Linked DNA regions of Homo sapiens: region 2 is linked to region 1. A link is a loop called in an ENCODE intact Hi-C map of the cell type or tissue named here. Cell type or tissue: endothelial cell of umbilical vein. All regions are shown on one strand. Links, peaks and the distances in the headings refer to the core of each region. The heading gives the core; the rest is flanking DNA. Region 1 holds the start of SALL4 (spalt like transcription factor 4). Region 2 overlaps ATP9A (ATPase phospholipid transporting 9A (putative)).

What was found. Hi-C counts contacts between places; a loop is a spot of excess contacts. Peaks named below come from ENCODE experiments on the same cell type or tissue, not always from the same donor. Only the 100,000 strongest peaks of a DNase experiment are listed, where the experiment ranks them.
Region 2: a loop joins it to region 1, with 8 times the contacts of the local background. A loop is called at or near these places in 9 of 110 quality-filtered maps.

The regions. Positions count from the first base shown.
Region 1 is chr20:51,797,314-51,805,641 of GRCh38, reverse strand. It overlaps SALL4 (spalt like transcription factor 4), which reads left to right and starts at 3,121. Exons shown (of 4, transcript NM_020436.5): 1 at 3,121-3,363. The coding sequence starts at 3,234. RefSeq lists enhancers at 2,775-3,416, 4,060-4,702, 5,218-5,267, 5,415-6,338. In endothelial cell of umbilical vein, for the core only: a CTCF peak has its summit at 5,300 (motif pointing left); a DNase peak (open chromatin) is centred at 5,291; H3K4me3 peaks cover 2,109 bases; H3K27me3 peaks cover 950 bases.
Region 2 is chr20:51,636,105-51,644,432 of GRCh38, reverse strand. It overlaps ATP9A (ATPase phospholipid transporting 9A (putative)), which reads left to right. Exons shown (of 28, transcript NM_006045.3): 15 at 4,929-5,090. Among named protein-coding and RNA genes, the nearest start is that of NFATC2, 98 kb to the right of the region's middle. RefSeq lists an enhancer at 4,869-5,163. In endothelial cell of umbilical vein, for the core only: CTCF peaks have their summits at 4,813 and 5,017; DNase peaks (open chromatin) are centred at 832 and 5,002; H3K27ac peaks cover 347 bases.

The sequences.
Region 1 (8,328 bases), core at 329-8,328:
ATGAGCAGAGATCGTGCCACTGCATTCCAGCCTGGGTGACAAGAGTGGTCTGTCTCAAAAAAAAAAAAAAAAAAAAAAAGGAATTAAAAAAGGATATTAGTGAGGATAAAATGGGATTATGCATCCCAAATCTCCTTATAAACAATAAGACTGCTGAAAAATATACCAAGAAGTGTATTTTTTGAATATTCCTGCCTGGCACAAACATTGAACATGACTGGATTACATAAACATTGACAATGACTGGATTATATAAACCCAGTCACCTAACAAAGGACGTTAACATGAAAAAGTTTAATATCATCCTTTACTCTGAACATTTTCTTTTCAAGCTTGGGTCCCAACCAGGTCCTTTGGTTTAATAAATAACTTTTTTGTTGTTGTTTTTTCATGAGACAGAGTCTCACTCTGTCGCCCAGGTTGGAGTGCAGTAGCTAGATCTTGGCTCACTGCAACCACCGCCTCCTGGATTCAAGTGATTCTCCTCCGTCAGGCTCCTGAGTAGCTGGGATTACAGGCATGCGCCACCACAACCAGCTAATTTTTGTATTTTTAGTAGAGATGGAGTTTTACCGTGTTGGCCAGGCTAGTCTCGAACTCCTGACCTCTGGTGACCCGCCAGTCTTGGCCTCCCAGAGTGCTGGGATTACAGGCGTGAGACACTGTGCTCAGCCTGAAACAACTTTTGATTACGGACTTGCCTGTTGCTATGCCCTCCGTTCATCCCCTGCTTTGCTCTAGGACTTACTTTATTTTCCACCAACTGGCTCCTGGCTGCAGCTGTTAAACTGGGGGTAGATTCAAAACATGTACTGTGTCCTGCTTTTCTTGATATGACATTTGTGGAAGGTTTCCATTTGAGGGAAACTTCTTGACTTCATCTGTTGGAGTGATTTCTGAAGACCCAAGATTTTTCTAGGACACTTTAAATTTAGTTTACTGTACTCCGATTTTTCTTCTTTAGCTATCTTCTCTATATTCAGCTATAGTTGGAAGACAGGTATTAGGATGTGATAGAATTTTGGAGTCAGACTTAGAAACTGACCACCGGCTTAGAAACTGACCACCAGCTCAGCCAGTTTCTAATTAAGTCACTTCATGTCTTTGAGCCTCAGTTTCAAAATGGAGAGGACAATAGGGCCAACCTCCATGGGAAGATAAAACAAGGCGGTGTGCATTCATTTAATGCAGTCTGTGGCATGTACAAGGGGCTCAATCAATTATTATTATTACTATCACTTGGAGAGTCAAGCGGCACAATTTTGTCTCGTAGTAAGGCTAACATGTTACAACTATCATCTACTAAAATAAATATAAACAACTATATAAATGAAATTTTCCTTAACCCAATAGTATTTTTTGAGCCATAAACCCACTGCACATTCGTTTAGATTTGTAAGTTAGATCTCCTGCCACACTATCTTACACAGAAAAGGTGTTGAGAATATTAGTAGATTAGTCAGCAAGGCAGGTGCTAATTGGCCTTTTTACTCAGTATCAGAATTCTAAACTGCTTCTATGTATTATTAAACCAAATTCTTACCTTTTCAATCTGGCTGTTGGCTATAATTCTGTCTTACTTGCTTTAAATATTATACATAAAATAAGGCAAGACTTTTTCAGAGACTCAAAAATTGAAGGTTAATCTTCCTTCAACAAGTTTTTACTGATGGCCACGAATATAAAAAAGATGATCAAGCTGATTTATTTTCTGCCTTGGGTTGTCCAAATACCCAGGTGAACACATTGATGAGCCCAGCATTCCATTTTGCTTGTATTCCTGATGAGTTTACAAGCTGGGAACGTGATGAATAACTAATCAAGAGAATGCAATGCACAAATGTGGAGGGAGGGTTTATATCTGCACAGTCCCTTACAATGAAGTAAATGCCAAACAAAGACGCATGCCCAGAGCAGTTATGGAAAGACCAATCAAAGACTTAGCAGGTTGATGATTTCATCATTCATTTAACATTTATTGAGCATGTACATTGTGTAAAGCAGTTAGCCAAATTAAGTATACATGAATTTACGGTATAAATGTGTATACATGTAATATATCATATACACACACACAAGCCCCACTTTAAAAAATTCCAGGCATCATGTGTCAATGATACAATCACTTTGAACGATACACCTTTTCTGTAATAATGTGTGTATTGCACAAAAAAATTCCAATAGTGATTAGTAACAACCAGATACTGTGACAGTGCCCCATTGCCATTCCATGGGAGATGCAAGAGCATTGTCTCAGTAATAAAATATGATGTTATCAGGCATTTATGGCTCCTGGGGAAAAAAATGCAATTGCTTGCTGTTTTGATATTATCTCTGACTATGCTTGCTTATCATTTGCCATTTCTATATTTAGTAGCCAGTCATTTTGAAGTTAAAAAAAAATCAAGGTTTGCATTGTAACCACAAACCAGTCTTTGTGAACAGGAATCCTGGAGGCTATTAATCAGCTTTTAAAGGAGGTAAGTCATGGTGGTGGTGGGGTATCTGAAATTTTGGAAGTTCCGAGCTCACTTTAAGAGTTGAGATGGGTGGGAGGGCTGAAAACACCACCATTCATCATTCTTCAGTTATCTCGAGACTCAACTTAAACATTTTTAATCAAAAAGATGGGAGGGGACACGGGTCACATCTCAGGTTTGGGGGAATGTGTGTGCGTGTAGATGTGAAAACTGAGCCAAAATATTCCACTGTGAAGAGATCTCCCTTCTCGGCTGGTGGACATCAACCTTACCAAGTAATCTTTGGAGCAAGTAACTACCAAATAAAGCCGTTCCAAAACTTCTACGTAAGCTCCTACTTTTTAATGAGTACGCATTTCTCCCCATTTTCTTTTCCTCTCCAAGGACTGAGATAGCTGGAGCAAGGATGGGTCCCCCTCTGATTTCGTCCCCGCCCCAGCCAATCTGAGCCCGGATGCTAATTAGCTGCGCTCCCCTGATGAACACGCCTTTGTCACAAGTAGGCCCGGACTACAAAGCCCAGAATGCCTCACCCCTCCCTGATCAATGAGGGCTTATTTAAATGATCTCTGAGGTCTTGGACCCAGGCCAATCAGCTGTCAGGGCTCATGATAAATCGCAATGCATTATTGATAATAATAATTACTGGGACATGCGCGTTCCGGCCGAAGGGGGGTAAATTTCCCAACTCCAGGAATTTGTGGCGGAGAGGGCAAATAACTGCGGCTCTCCCGGCGCCCCGATGCTCGCACCATGTCGAGGCGCAAGCAGGCGAAACCCCAGCACATCAACTCGGAGGAGGACCAGGGCGAGCAGCAGCCGCAGCAGCAGACCCCGGAGTTTGCAGATGCGGCCCCAGCGGCGCCCGCGGCGGGGGAGCTGGGTGAGTGGGGCTGGGGCGCCCGCCCGGGGAGGGGAGCTTCCCGGACGTACGCGGGATCCTCGAGGGCGCAGGCTTCGGGGAGCGGGCGGCGTCCAGCGCAAATTCAGGAGCCGAGATTTGGGGGCTCAGTGCCCGGGAGGAGAGGTCTCCTCCTCTCCCCACCACCCCGCCTTTTGCACATTTCACACTTTTTTCCTCTTCTCCCCTCTTGTGTAAGTTTCACCCCCAGCTTTCTCCCCTAATTGTAAAATTGACCCCCACTCGCTCCTCTGTTCTCGCTCCCGAAAGGTTCCCTTCTCCTTGTCCTCTGCCCCTCACTTAATTGGTTCCACTCCCCTCACTGGTGTTACCCCCCCCCCTTGTAACTTAGGTCCCCCTCCCTCGCGTCGCTCTCAAAAGAAAGAACCCCGGGGGATCCCCACCCTCTCCACCAGCCCCTTGGGGCTTTTCTTGGAGGCTGGAGGAGGGGCGCACCCCTGGAAGACCCCCCGGAGGAGGACGATCTGTTGCACGCGCCCCTCCCGGGCCAAGTGGGGGGAGGGGGCGCGACCTCTCCCCACCCTCAGGAGCTGGGGTGCGGGCCACCCGCGCTGCGCAGGGGATTGGAGGGCCCAGAGAGGTGGGGGAGGAGGGCTCAATGTTTCCCTTTAAAATTTTTTTCTTTTCTGGATTTCGCCTTTTCTGCCCGGGCTGCGCCGCCTGCCGATCTTCGCCCTAACCTTTCGGGGCCTGACCTCCAGCCATCTTTGATTTCCGACTTCCTAAAAATAACCGCGGCAAGCCCGAGGGTGCGAGCCCCCAGTGGCCGGGGTGGCGGGCGCGCGGCAGCCCCACTGGGGTGCACCGGCCTCCCGTTTTGCGTGGCTTTTCTGGAGCGCTCGGCTTTCCACATTTGCGCTTGGGTGTGAAAGGGGAGAGGTGGGGGGCCAGAGCGAACTCCCGCGGCTGACCTGGCCCACGCTTCCGCGGCCAGCGTTTCCCAGATCGAGGGGAGTTCGGGACCCCAGCCGCGCCAGGAACGGCGGGGCCAACTCTGTTCCCACTTCATCACTTCACCGCGGAGGTTTTAGGAGCGAGGCGGTTTTCCACTATCTCGTCTCCATCCCGGCCCGCCAAATTGTCGCCTGATAAGTTTTTAGCGTGCGCGTGGGGGGAGGGGGGATTTGTAGCCTCCTCTCCGGCCTTGTTCGTCGCTCCGCTCCCCGCCTGCTTTCTAATTTCCCTGCAGCAGACGGGTGTGCGCGGCAACCCCGGAGGACTCTCAGAGACCATCTCTGATACCCGGGGTTTCCCGAGAAGACGGTCGCCACTTTTTGGCTTCCGTATCCCCGCCTTTTTGTCGGAGACTGAATGTAATACATTTCCCAAGTTTATAATACGTCAATAGAATTCCCCGTTTAACATTTTTCCAGGGCAAATTAAAAGGATCGGCTTGACGGAGGGGATGGCTGGGCGTTTTCGGGGCGCCGGGTGGTCAGCGCAGCGCGCACCCGAGGTCCCAGGCGCCTGGAGGGACTCTCTTTGTGCCTTGGTTGGGGGCGGGGTGGGGTGGGGGTTGAGGGGAGCGTGAAGGCTTCGTGGCCTGGCCCACCTGGAACAAAAGGGTTAACCCTCAGCCCGCCTGCTTCCTCCGGAGAGGAGGGGCGAGCTCCTGGTTCTGACCCCTCCCCTGGTCCTACGCTGACCTCCCCTTCCCCCTTCATTTTGGGTGGGCGCACACACGTGGGGCTTTTGGTGGTGTTTGGCACCTTTCGGGAGGGAAGCTTGTTACGAGAGGGCTTCTGAAATTAACGATGGTTGGAGTTTGGAATCAGAGTCAACCTGAGCTGAGCTAAAACCTCGGGCCTGGCCGTGCGCTGCCACTGCGATTTGGGAGGGAGGGGAGTTGGCTATTGATCACCAGGGTTGTCGCGGACAGCCCACCCGGCTTGCGCGCGGGCGCCCCCTGGAGGCCCAGCTTGAAGCCTAGCCCTTTGCTGGGAGGCGGGGTCCCTTCGCAGGTACTGGCTCACACCTGGTGGGTGGGACGGGTTGTGGGGGTGAATGGAGAGTGCTGGGCTGGGCCAAGGATGGGTACCCTAGGGGATTCGTGCCGGTCGCCTGCTTGATCGTCGTCTGTGCCCGCTGTTCTTTGCCAAGTGTGGAATTCTTGGTAATAACTCCTGGCGGCTAGAATGTGTTTGCAGAGCCTCCAATTGCCTCCTTGGGAGAGAAGGTTGTTTTCCCAAGCAGTGCGTTTTTAATGGCTGCGTTTGGGTTGTTTGCATTTGAGCTGCCTAAAATTATATGTGTTAGGTATATAATGTAGACATACATATCTAACTTAGATGTATGTATATGTCTCACATAATTTTTTAGAATGCAGATTGAGCTGGTCTTATTTTGCAAAGCCATTCGAGAATGCAGTTTTTGAGGGAGGAAAATGACGTCTGGCGATCAATTAGCAGATCAAAAAATCTGCAGGTGGTCGCAGGGCTAACACTACATACAGGAAAAATTAGCATTTTCTCAAAAGAGTTTCAAATGCCCTTTGTGCTAAACTGGATTACAAACATCAACGATTAGGATTCCCAAGTTTCGAATAACTTCCTATTTCCAATTACTCACCAAAATGACCTACGCTGGCTTAGAAGGATTTTGACGTTAGTTAACGTTTCAGGTCAACTTTCTACGTTAGACTTCATGTGGGTTTCCCATAGGGAGAGAAGCTACAATTTGCCAAACAGCTCCTTTTGTTGAATAAAAATGTGCAGTGCAGAAGCAAATGATACTTTGTCATTCGTGCTGCTGTTAGTGAGCTTCCTCCTGGGCTGTGGGTTGGGGAACCATCTTGGGAGGCAGAAGGCAGTTAGCATTTCCTTTTTTAAAATGTGAAGTGTTAGGTTGATGCCTGGGAAGTCAGGTTTTAGAATGGGATCCGCGTTCCACTGTGGCTGTGTGACTTTCAGCTGTGTAACCTTGAAGCCAGCTTGGTGGCGTTTTCTGTTTTTTTGTTTTTTCTGAGTTTTTGGGTTCCTCCTCTATATAGCAGTGATAAAATGCCCTGTTTAGATAATTTCAACTATAGAAGGGCTACTATGAATTGGGAATGTGATCAGTCTTAATTTTGTTCAAAATACCAAAATGTTTTTATTTGTGTTTATTGTGTCAAGATGGTGTTGAGCTGCCAGTTGAGGCAATCTAGCAGAAATGGCAGTGTGCTGCCTGCCAGACACCAGGCTGGGGACTCGAGTGCGCTATCTTTAATTCAAGATATTAAAGACCAAAAGTGATAGTCATGTTTTTACTCATTTTAAATTGCAGCACCTGTTTGAAATGGCTTTGCCCGTGGTGCCTTGCCCTGCTTGATGGCCCATGGTGTCTTGTCCTGCCTCGCCCCAGAGCCCAAGGAACTGTTTTTTTTGTTTTGTTTTGTTTTGTTTTGTTTTGTTTTTATTGGTTTTTTAAAAATAACCTTAGGTCAGTTGGTGATGTGATGAGATGTTCTTTTTGGCATCTTCGACAAGGGAGCCGTGATTGGTGCTTGGCTGGTTGGGTTTGGTGGCCTCTCCTCTGCCATCTTAAATGTTGGGATGTGCCTTCACACGGTTTAGATGAAGAGGTCCCAGAAATAAAACAATGTTGGAGTTTGGTCGGCTTCTCTGGGTTGTACTACCCTGGAAAAATTGATGGCGAAAAGAGTTCCAGAAGTTGTCCCTTCCTCATCACCTTTAGCCTACAGTACTTTTGACTATTTTTTAAAATGTCTAAACATTTTTAAAAGCCACTAAATCCAGATAAGAACTGCATCGCCAGTCACCACAATCCCCCCCCACCCCCGCCCCAACAAATTGTATGTCTGTGTCAGGATTTGTTCAGGGGGGCTCTGGAGACAGGCGACAAAAACCCCTGCCCTCATGGAGTTTGCAAACTTGCCTGATCTCTAGTTGGGGACGAGTGGGACACTTCCCTAACCTTGGAAGCAAACAGAAGTCACACGCCTTAGCGCCTGTGAAACTTTCTTTGAGCCATTTACTCTTTTTTTCCTCTCCAGCAGCATCCCCGAATTTTGGTTCAAGGCTGTTTGAAACTTTGCCTTTTTTAGATCTTAATTAGGTGGAAACTTAAAGTCTTATCTGCCTTCTATGAATTGAGTTGAAGGCTTTTTGACTGCTAAAATTAAGCTGCTAAAGAGGCAGTTTTCTTTCAACTGGTTAAATACTTAAGAAGGCACATAATTTCCTTTTGTTTTTTGGTAAGCAATTATCCTGGGGTTGGGGGAGGGTAGAAGATGTTGTGTGCTTTAGATAATCTACTCATTGTCGTTCTTTAAATGTAGGAATGAAAAAAAGATAAGCTTGAGTCATAATGCTTTTATCAAGATATACAGGTTTTACTTTTTAAGCATTTCAGTGTCTCCAGAATTTGATTGGCCACTAGTAGATGAACTTTCTTCCTATACAATAGTAAGAGTATTTTCTATCCATTTGGCAGTGATTGAATCTAAGACCCCTGCTGGGTTTACTGCATTCTTCCAACTTATTGGATAACTAGATGCTGCAAGATAACATTCCTAAAATTCGGGGTGGGGGTGGGGTGGAGAAATGGAAGAACTAGTTGCTGTGTAATCCCTCTGAACTTTGCTTTTTTTTTTTCCTTTTTGGTTAACTTAAGCATGCCCAGCAATTGTTCATAACAGAATCTTCTTACTCCTTGGCAAATACAGTTGCGGTATTTACCAGTGGTGGCCTGGATGTAGAAGCACTTTTTACTGCACAAGCAAACAGAGCTGCTGCTGTTTTAAGAGTCAAGTGGGATGTTGCTGGTGGAGGCTACAGAAGAGGCAAGCTTGTGTATACAGCAAAGGCAAGCTGGTATTCAGGCTGTAAATCACTCTGGGAACTGCTGGATCCTTCTAGGGGAGGGAGCTTAACCTTTTTTGTGCCATAGATCCCTTCTCAACATAGTGTATAAAATACATAGATG
Region 2 (8,328 bases), core at 108-8,107, 160 kb after region 1:
AATTAGCCGGGTGTGGTGGCGGGCACCAGCTACTTGGGAGGCTGAGGCAGGAGAATGGCATGAACCCAGGAGGTGGAGTTTGCAGTGAGCCGAGATCGCGCCACTGCACTCCAACCTGGGCAAAAGAGTGAGACTCCGTCTCAAAAAAAAAAAAAAAAAAAAAAAGCTAGAAGTAAAAGCTAGAAGTAATTCTCTCCATGTGTATCACTCTATAAACATTTCTACACTGCACCCAAGCTTTTTTACATAGACAGATGGGATAATTTTTTTTCTTGTTTTTATTTATTTATTTATTTTTGAGGCAGAGTCTTGTTCTGTTGCTCAGGCTGAAGTGCAATGGCGCCATCCCAGCTCACTGCAACCTCTGCCTCTGGGGTTCACGCGATTCTCCTGCCTTAGACTCCCGAGTAGCTGGGATTACAGGCACCCGCCATCATGCCTGGCTAGTTTTTGTATTTTTGTAGAGATGGGGTTTCGCTATGTTGACCTGACTGGTCTTGAACTCCTGACCTCAGGTGATCCTCCTGCCTCGGCCTCCCAAAGTGCTGGGATTACAGACATGAGCTACTGCACCTGGCTGGTATGATTTTATATATGCGAATCATTACTGATTTGTTAATTTTAAACTTTGGAAGACAATTGTTAGCAGACAAAACAGGGCTATATTGAAAGTTAGAGTGTCTTAGTCTGTTTGGCCTGCTATAACATGGCCTGCTATAACAAAATACCATCAACTGGGTATCTTGTAAACAACAGAAGTTATTTCTCCTAGTTCTGGAGGCTGGGAAGTCCTGTGTCAGCATACTGGCAGATTTGGTGTCTGGTGAGGGCCTGTTTCCTGGCTGATAAAAGGCCCTCTTTTCACTCTGTCTCTCGCAGCAGAAGGAGCGAGGGACCTCTCTGGGGTTTCTTTCATAAAGGCACACATCCACTCATGAGGAACCCCACCCCCAGGACTTAATCACCTCCCAGAGGCCCCATCTCCAACTGCTATCATATTGGGGATTAGGTTTCAACATATGAATTTTAGGGGACATAAACATAGTCTATAGCATAGCCATTAAATTAAACAAATAACTAAGTGAATGAGTTTTCAAAGACTTAGGCAGGCCAGTAGCCAAAAACTAAAACTAAAAAAACACAAAATAAAAACAGAAAAACCCACTACTTGATTGGTCCTTTCTTTGAAAGGTAGAGGTCAGTATGACAGTTTCTTCCATTGGTCAAAGCTCAAAGCTCGTTAGTGCTGGCTGACTCATTATGACTTGAACTTAAATAAGGGAGAGTCTTGAAAAATAATTTCTTGCTAATGTAAATTTAGTTAATAGAAGCAACAGAAACTGAACTCGATATCTGAGCATAGTAGACTAAGGATGCATAAAGATACATTTTCAGAGCTGGAGCAGAAATGAGAAATAGTCATCTACTCCAAGATCTTTATTTTGCAGAGGCCTGTGGGGGCTGGGGGCTGGGGACAGAGCGGGGACTGGAACCCCAGTTTTGAGCTCCAGCTTGATCTCTTCTTCGGGGTATAGCAGGTCAGCTAAGATGACATCCAGGGGTTCCAGAGAAAGAAAGGACTAGGGGTGGAGAGCTGCATACCTTTGCCTTGTGGCTTCTGCAGAGCTCTCTTGGTAAAAGGAATGGGAACTCAAGAGGAACGCCAGGTTTTTTTTTTTTTTTTTTTTTTTTTTTTTTTTTTTTTTGGAGACAGAGTCTCACTCAGTCACCCAGGCTAGAGTGCAGTGGCATGGTTTCAGCTTACTGTAGCCTCTGCCTCCCAGGCTGAATCAATCTTCCCATCTCAGCCTCTCCAGTAGCTGGGACTACAGGTGCTCCCCTAGAGCCTCCGCAGCAATGCAGCAATGGTGATCAAGCGACCTTGATCCTGTCTCAGTGAGACCCTCATCCCATGTCCACCCCTGATCTATAGAACTGTAAGAAAATCTATTTGTTTCATTTTAAAACAGATGCTGGCCGGTGCGGTGGCCCATGGCTGTAATCCCAGCACTTTGGGAGGGAGGTTGAAGCAGGTGGATCACTTGAGATCAGGAGTTTGAGACCAATTTGGCCAACATGGTGAAATCCCATCTCTATTAAAATTACAAAAATTAGGCAGATGTGATGGCAGGTGCCTGTAATCCCAGCTACTTGGGAGGCTGATGCAGGAGAATTGCTTGAACCCGGGAGGTGGAGGTTGCAATGAGCCGAGATCGCACCACTGCACTCCAGCCTAGGTGACAGAGTGAGACTCCATCACGAAAACAAAACAAAACAAAACAAACAAAAAAAAACAGATGCACAGTAATTTGGTACAGCAACAACAGGAAAGGAATACAGGAGGGCTTCCAACTTCAATGCCAAACAAGCTGTCACTTTATTCCCATCCAAGTCCAAAGGTACAGTGTCTACAAAAAATCAAGAAAGAAGAAAAGGAAGGCCCTCCCACTTTCCTCTCATAAAGCTTAATCTTTAGGGGGAGTAGGGGAGGCAGGTTTTAGGAGGGTGTTGACAGGGGCTGCAGGTAGGTGATAGGGAGAGGGGTACTTGGGAGGCATCACCTCCACTGGAAGTGTTTTTTATCTTTTTTTTTTTTTTTTTGAGATGGAGTTTCGCTCTTGTTGCCCAAACTGGAGTGCAATGGCGCGACCTCGGCTCACTGCAACCTCTGCCTCCTGGGTTCAAGTGATTCTCCTGCCTCAGCCTCCCTGGTAGCTGGGATTACAGGCGCCTGCCACCACGCCCAGCTTATTTTTTATTTTTTTTATTTTTATTTTTTTAGTAGAGATGGGGTTTCACTATGTTGGCCAGGCTGGTCTCGAACTCCTGACCTCAGGTGATCCACTCACCTCAGCCTCCCAAAGTGCTGAGATTACAGGTGTGAGCCACCGCGCCCGGCTCTATTATTATGTTTTTGAGACAGGGTCTTACTCTGTGTCCAGGTGGGAGTAGTGTGGCACCATTATGGCTCACTGTAGCCTCCACCTCCCAGATCGTGATCCTCCCACCTCAACCTCTTGAGTAACTGAGACGACACACATGCACCACCCCACCCTAATAATAATTTTTTTTTTGAGATACAGTCTCGCTCTGTTGTCCAGGCTGGAGTGGGGTGGTGCGATCTCTACTCACTGCAACTTCTACCTTCCAGGTTTAAGAGATTCGCCTCCCTCAGCCTCCTGAGTAGCTGGGATTACAGGCGCATGCCACCACCTCCGGCTAATTTTTGTATTTTTAGTAGAGACTGGATTTCACCATGTTGACCAGGCTAGTCTCGAACTCCTGACCTCAGGTGATCTGCCTGCCTCAGCCTCCCAAAGTTCTGGGATTACAGACATGAGCCACCACCCTAATAATTAAAAAATTTTTTTTTAGAAATGGGGTCTCCTTGTGTTACCTAGGCTTGTCTCAAACTCCTGGGCTCAAGTGATCCTCCTGCGTCAACCTCCCCAAGTGCTGGGATTAAAAGTGTGAGTCACAGCAGCTGGCCAATTGCTTACATTTAAAAGTTAGGCCGTCTCGGGGAGAAGTCTAAATTTCTGTTTTTTCTTGAGAAACTGGAAGCTCCATCCACCCTGGCCCTAGTCCCTGCAGGGCAGTAACTGCCACCTGTGTGTATAGTGGCAGCAGCCTCCTTTGGCTGGGGCTGGGCTCCTGCTTGCCACAGCCCCCACTCAGCCCTCTTTGCTATTTGTATCAACACTCTGGCCCCTGTCTTGGAGTTTGCAACCCTCATGCCTTTGACCTTAAGCTGAGTATGTCTGGCTGAGGCCATGAGAAGGTTCTGACTTGACACCCGTGCGATGACTCTTGGAAGGGAAGAGTGTGTGCTGTGGAACTTTACACCAGGCGGATCCAGGTGCCAGTCTGGCCTAGCTTTGCCACATGCCAGCGCTGTCACCTTGGGCAACTTCATTAACTGCTCTGAGCCTTGGTTTCCTCTTCTGTGTGGACCCGTGTTCTCCACCTCAGCACTATTGACATTTGGGGCCAGATCAGTCTCTGGTGTGGTATGTCCTGTGTGTTACGGGACGTTTTGTAGCATCCCTGGCCTCTGCCCACTGGATACCAGCATTACCTCCTTCCAGTTGTGACAAGTACAGATTCCCCCAGATGTTGGCGCGGGTCCCCTGGGGGACAGAATCACCCAGTTGAGAACCACTGAAGACACTCCCCCAGTGCAGTGTGTGAGGCTGAAAGGAGAGCCTGAAGGCGAAGGGCTGTGTCAGTCAGCATTCTCTTCCTTCTTTTTTTTATTGTTTAGCTTGTTGCAGATACTTCCAGGAGTGATCCGTAATTGTGCCAATTGCTCCTTTTTTCGGAGTGGGGGTGGTGTGGGGTGGGGACGGGGACAGAGTCTCGCTATGTCACCCAGGCTGGAGTGCAATGGCGTGATCTCAGCTCACTGCATCTCTGCCTCCTGGGTTCAAGCGATTCTCCTGCCTCAGCCTCCTGGGTAGCTGGGATTACAGGTGTCCGCCACCATGCCTGGGTAATTTTTGTATTTTTAGTAAAGACGGGGTTTCACCATATTGGCCAGGCTGGTCTCGAACTCCTGACCTCAGGTGATCCACCCACCTCGGCCTCCCAAAGTGCTGGGATTACAGGCCTGAGCCACTGCACCCAGTCACAATCACTCTTAATTCTGTGCCATCTCTTTCCGCCATGCCTCTGGTGTGCAGCCTGTTTTGAGCCTAGAAAAGATGAATTGTGCCTTATAGAGGGGCAGCTTTCAGTGTGGGAGCCCTCATAGACCCAGAGGAACAGACACTGTCATGGGCCAGCACAGAGCACTTGGCGTCCCTAAGGGCAGTGACTACTGTGATTCCCCTGTCTCTGAGCCCCCTTCTGCCTTTGTGTTCATAGCACAGCCTGTGAACCCAGATTCTCGGCTGGGCATCTGACCTTCGACCCTGTGTTATGTTTAGGTGGCCCTGGTACAGTGGACGGAAAGTGTGGGCTTAACCCTGGTGGGCCGAGACCAGTCTTCCATGCAGCTGAGGACCCCTGGCGACCAGATCCTGAACTTCACCATCCTACAGATCTTCCCTTTCACCTATGAAAGCAAACGTATGGGCATCATCGTGCGGGTGAGTCGTTTTTATTCATGGCTTAAAGTGCTTAAGTACCCCAGGTGTGCTGCGTGTGTCCCTGTGGGTTGACATTCTTTCTAACCCTCTTTACTGTGGTATCTGTCACCCAGACTAACAAGGGAATATAATTCCCTAAGCAGAAAGGAAATTAGTTCATTCATTGGACACACCCCGTAACTCTGATCCGCTTATGGTGTCCCTGGTTCTGGAGTGAAAGTTAAAGAGAACGTCCATTGGGGATTTCTTGGTAATACATCTCTCATTCTCTTTTGTTTAATATTGAACATGTATTTTTTTATTGAGGTGAAATTCACATAATATAATCATTTTAAAGTGAAAACTTCAGTGGCATTTAGTCCATTCACAGTGTTGCTCAGCCACCACTTCCCTCATGTTTCAAAACATTTTCATCAAAATGATGAAAAAAGAAACCTTGTGGCCGGGCACGTTAAAAAATTTTGCCAGTCTGAAGAGTCTGATTGGATTTGATATGTTGTTTTTCTACTGGCTCTTTTAAAAATTTTTAATTTTTAAATTCTTATTAAAAGAATGTATTTATAAGAGTCCTCCCACCTCAGCCTCCCGAGTAGCTAGGACTACAGGCTTGCAAAACCAGGGCTGACTCATTTTTTAATTTTTTATAGATACAGGGTTTCACTGTGCTGCCCAGGCTGGTCTCAAACTCCTGGCCTCAACCGATTCTCCTGCCTGGGACTCCCAAAGTGCTGGAATTACGGGTGTGAGCCACTGTGCCCATCCCTCTGTTTTCTCTTTTTACCCACGGAGATCACACTTTCCGTCGTGGGGAGGCTGGAAAATCTGGTGTTCATATGCCACTTGGTCTGGTTGTTCTGCAGTCTGCATGATTGTCTGATTTTTCCCAGGGAGCTTTGAAAATACCGATTCCTTGGTTCAGTCCCACACCTATGTTGGAGTGGGGTGGTTCCTCACATCATTTAGCTTCGTTGCAGAAAACTCTCCTTCAGATCTTAAGGATCTTTGGAATAAGGCTCTTTCATCTTTTCTGGACTTTTTTTTTTTTTTTTCCTTGACAAATGAGAATCCTCTCCACCCTGATCTACCCAAGTGTTTCATGCCTCATGGAGGAAAGAGATACTTGCACATGCATTTTTATAGCAGCACAATTTGCAATTGCAAAGATATGGAACCAGCCCAAATACTCATCAGTCAACAAGTGGATAAAGGAACTATGAGATATATATATATATATATATATATATATATATATATATATATATATATATATAAAATGATGAAATGCTACTTAGCCATGGAAAGGAATGAATTAATGGCATTCGCTGCAAACTGGATGGGATTGGGGACTATTATCTAAGTGAAATAACTCAGGAATGGAAAGCCAAATGTCGTATGTTCTCACTCATAAGAGGGAGCTAAGCTATGAGGAAGCAAAGGCTTAAGAATAATACAATGGACTTTGGCGAGTCAGGGGGCTGAAAGGGTGGGAGGACGGTGAGGGATAAAAGACTACAAGTTGGGTTCAGTGTATACTGCTCAGGTGATGGGTGCACGAAAATCTCATAAATCACTGTTAAAAAACTTACTCATATAACCAAACACCATGTGTTCCCCAAAAACCTTTGGAAATAAAAAAAAAAAAACAGAGTGCACAAGTAGAAGTAGAAATTGATAACATAGGTTGTTGGGCACATGGCCCTGCCCCCTGCCTGCTGGCGGAGAATTTTCAGCTAAGGCTTGGCTTGTGAACTTCTCCTTCAGCCTTACAGGTTCCTTGAATTCAGACCACCTCTTACAGCATCTCGTTCTTCTTCCGTAGCATTCATCACACTGAAATTCTTGATTTCCTGCGGGTTTGCTTGTCACCACCTGTCTTCTCCCTGTGGGTTAGAACAGGGGCCAGGATCCTTTTGGTCCTCCCGTGTCTCCTGTGCCTAGCTTTCCTGCCTGGCACACGGTAGACTCACAGTCAGTGCCGAAGTGAGCAGGATTCAACAGTGATAGCCAGTTGTCTTTTTTTTTTTTTTTTTTTTTTTAATGTTAGGGAAGTTATCAAATAAGATACTTAAAATAAACAACTCACAGCTTTTTCTCGCCCTCCTATCTTTGCACCACTCTTCTCCTTGATCATTTACCGTGTAGCTTTAGTGCCATGGGCAGCTCTGGGATAGTAGTAGAAATGGTAATAGCCACTAGCAGCAGCAGTAGTAAGAAGAATGACAGGAATGACAAGTAACATTTATTTATTTTTTGAGACACAGTTTCACTCTGTCACTCAGGCTGGAGTACAGCGGTGCCATCTCAGCTCACTGCAACCTCCACCTCCCAAGTTCAAGCAATTCTCTTGCCTCGGCCTCCCGAGTAGCTGGGATTACAGGCGTGCGCCACCATGCCCGGCTAATTTTTTGTATTATTAGTAGAGACGGGGTTTTGCCATGTTGGCGAGGCTTGTCTGGAACTCCTGACATCAAGCAATCCGCCCACCTTGGCCTCCCAAAGTGTTGGGATTACCCCGCCCAGGGGCTTATTGTGTGCCAGAGGCTGTTCTAAGTGATTTGCATGAAGTAACTCATTTAATACATAACCATGTGAGGTAGGTACCATTAGGACTGATGTTTGGCAGGGGAGAAAATTGAAGTGGAAGGAGGCTCAGAAACCGTTCAAGTTCACACAGCTGGAATTGAGGGGAGCTGGGAAACCTGTCCAAGTTCACACAGCTGGAATTAGTGGGGCTGGAACTCACTCCAGGCTGCCTGGCTTCCAGCTCCCAGCTCTCTACGCCAGGACTTGGGGGTTAGGGCTGGGGTGTGACGAGAGGGACATCGAAAAGCTCACAAAAGACCCACAGTAATGTTAGGGTGGGATATTAACTACGTATTGCTTCATAACAGATTGCCCCACATTTAGTGGCTTAAAACAGCAATATGGTAATCCCCACTTATCTGCAGGTTCAGTTACCCATGGTCAACTGCAGTCTAAAAATATGAAATGGAAAATTCCGGAAATAAGCAATTCATAAGTTTTAAGTTGTGTGCCATTGTGAGTAGTGTGACGAATTTCATGCCATCCCACTCCATCCTCCCGGACATGAATCATCTGTCTAGTGTACTCACGCCATCTACCTGCCTGCTTGCTAGTCACTCAGGAACCCTCAGATTGGCTGTTGTGGTATTGCCGTGCTTGCGTTCAAGCAAGTCTTATTTACTTTTATTACAGCATATTATGTGTTCTATTTTGT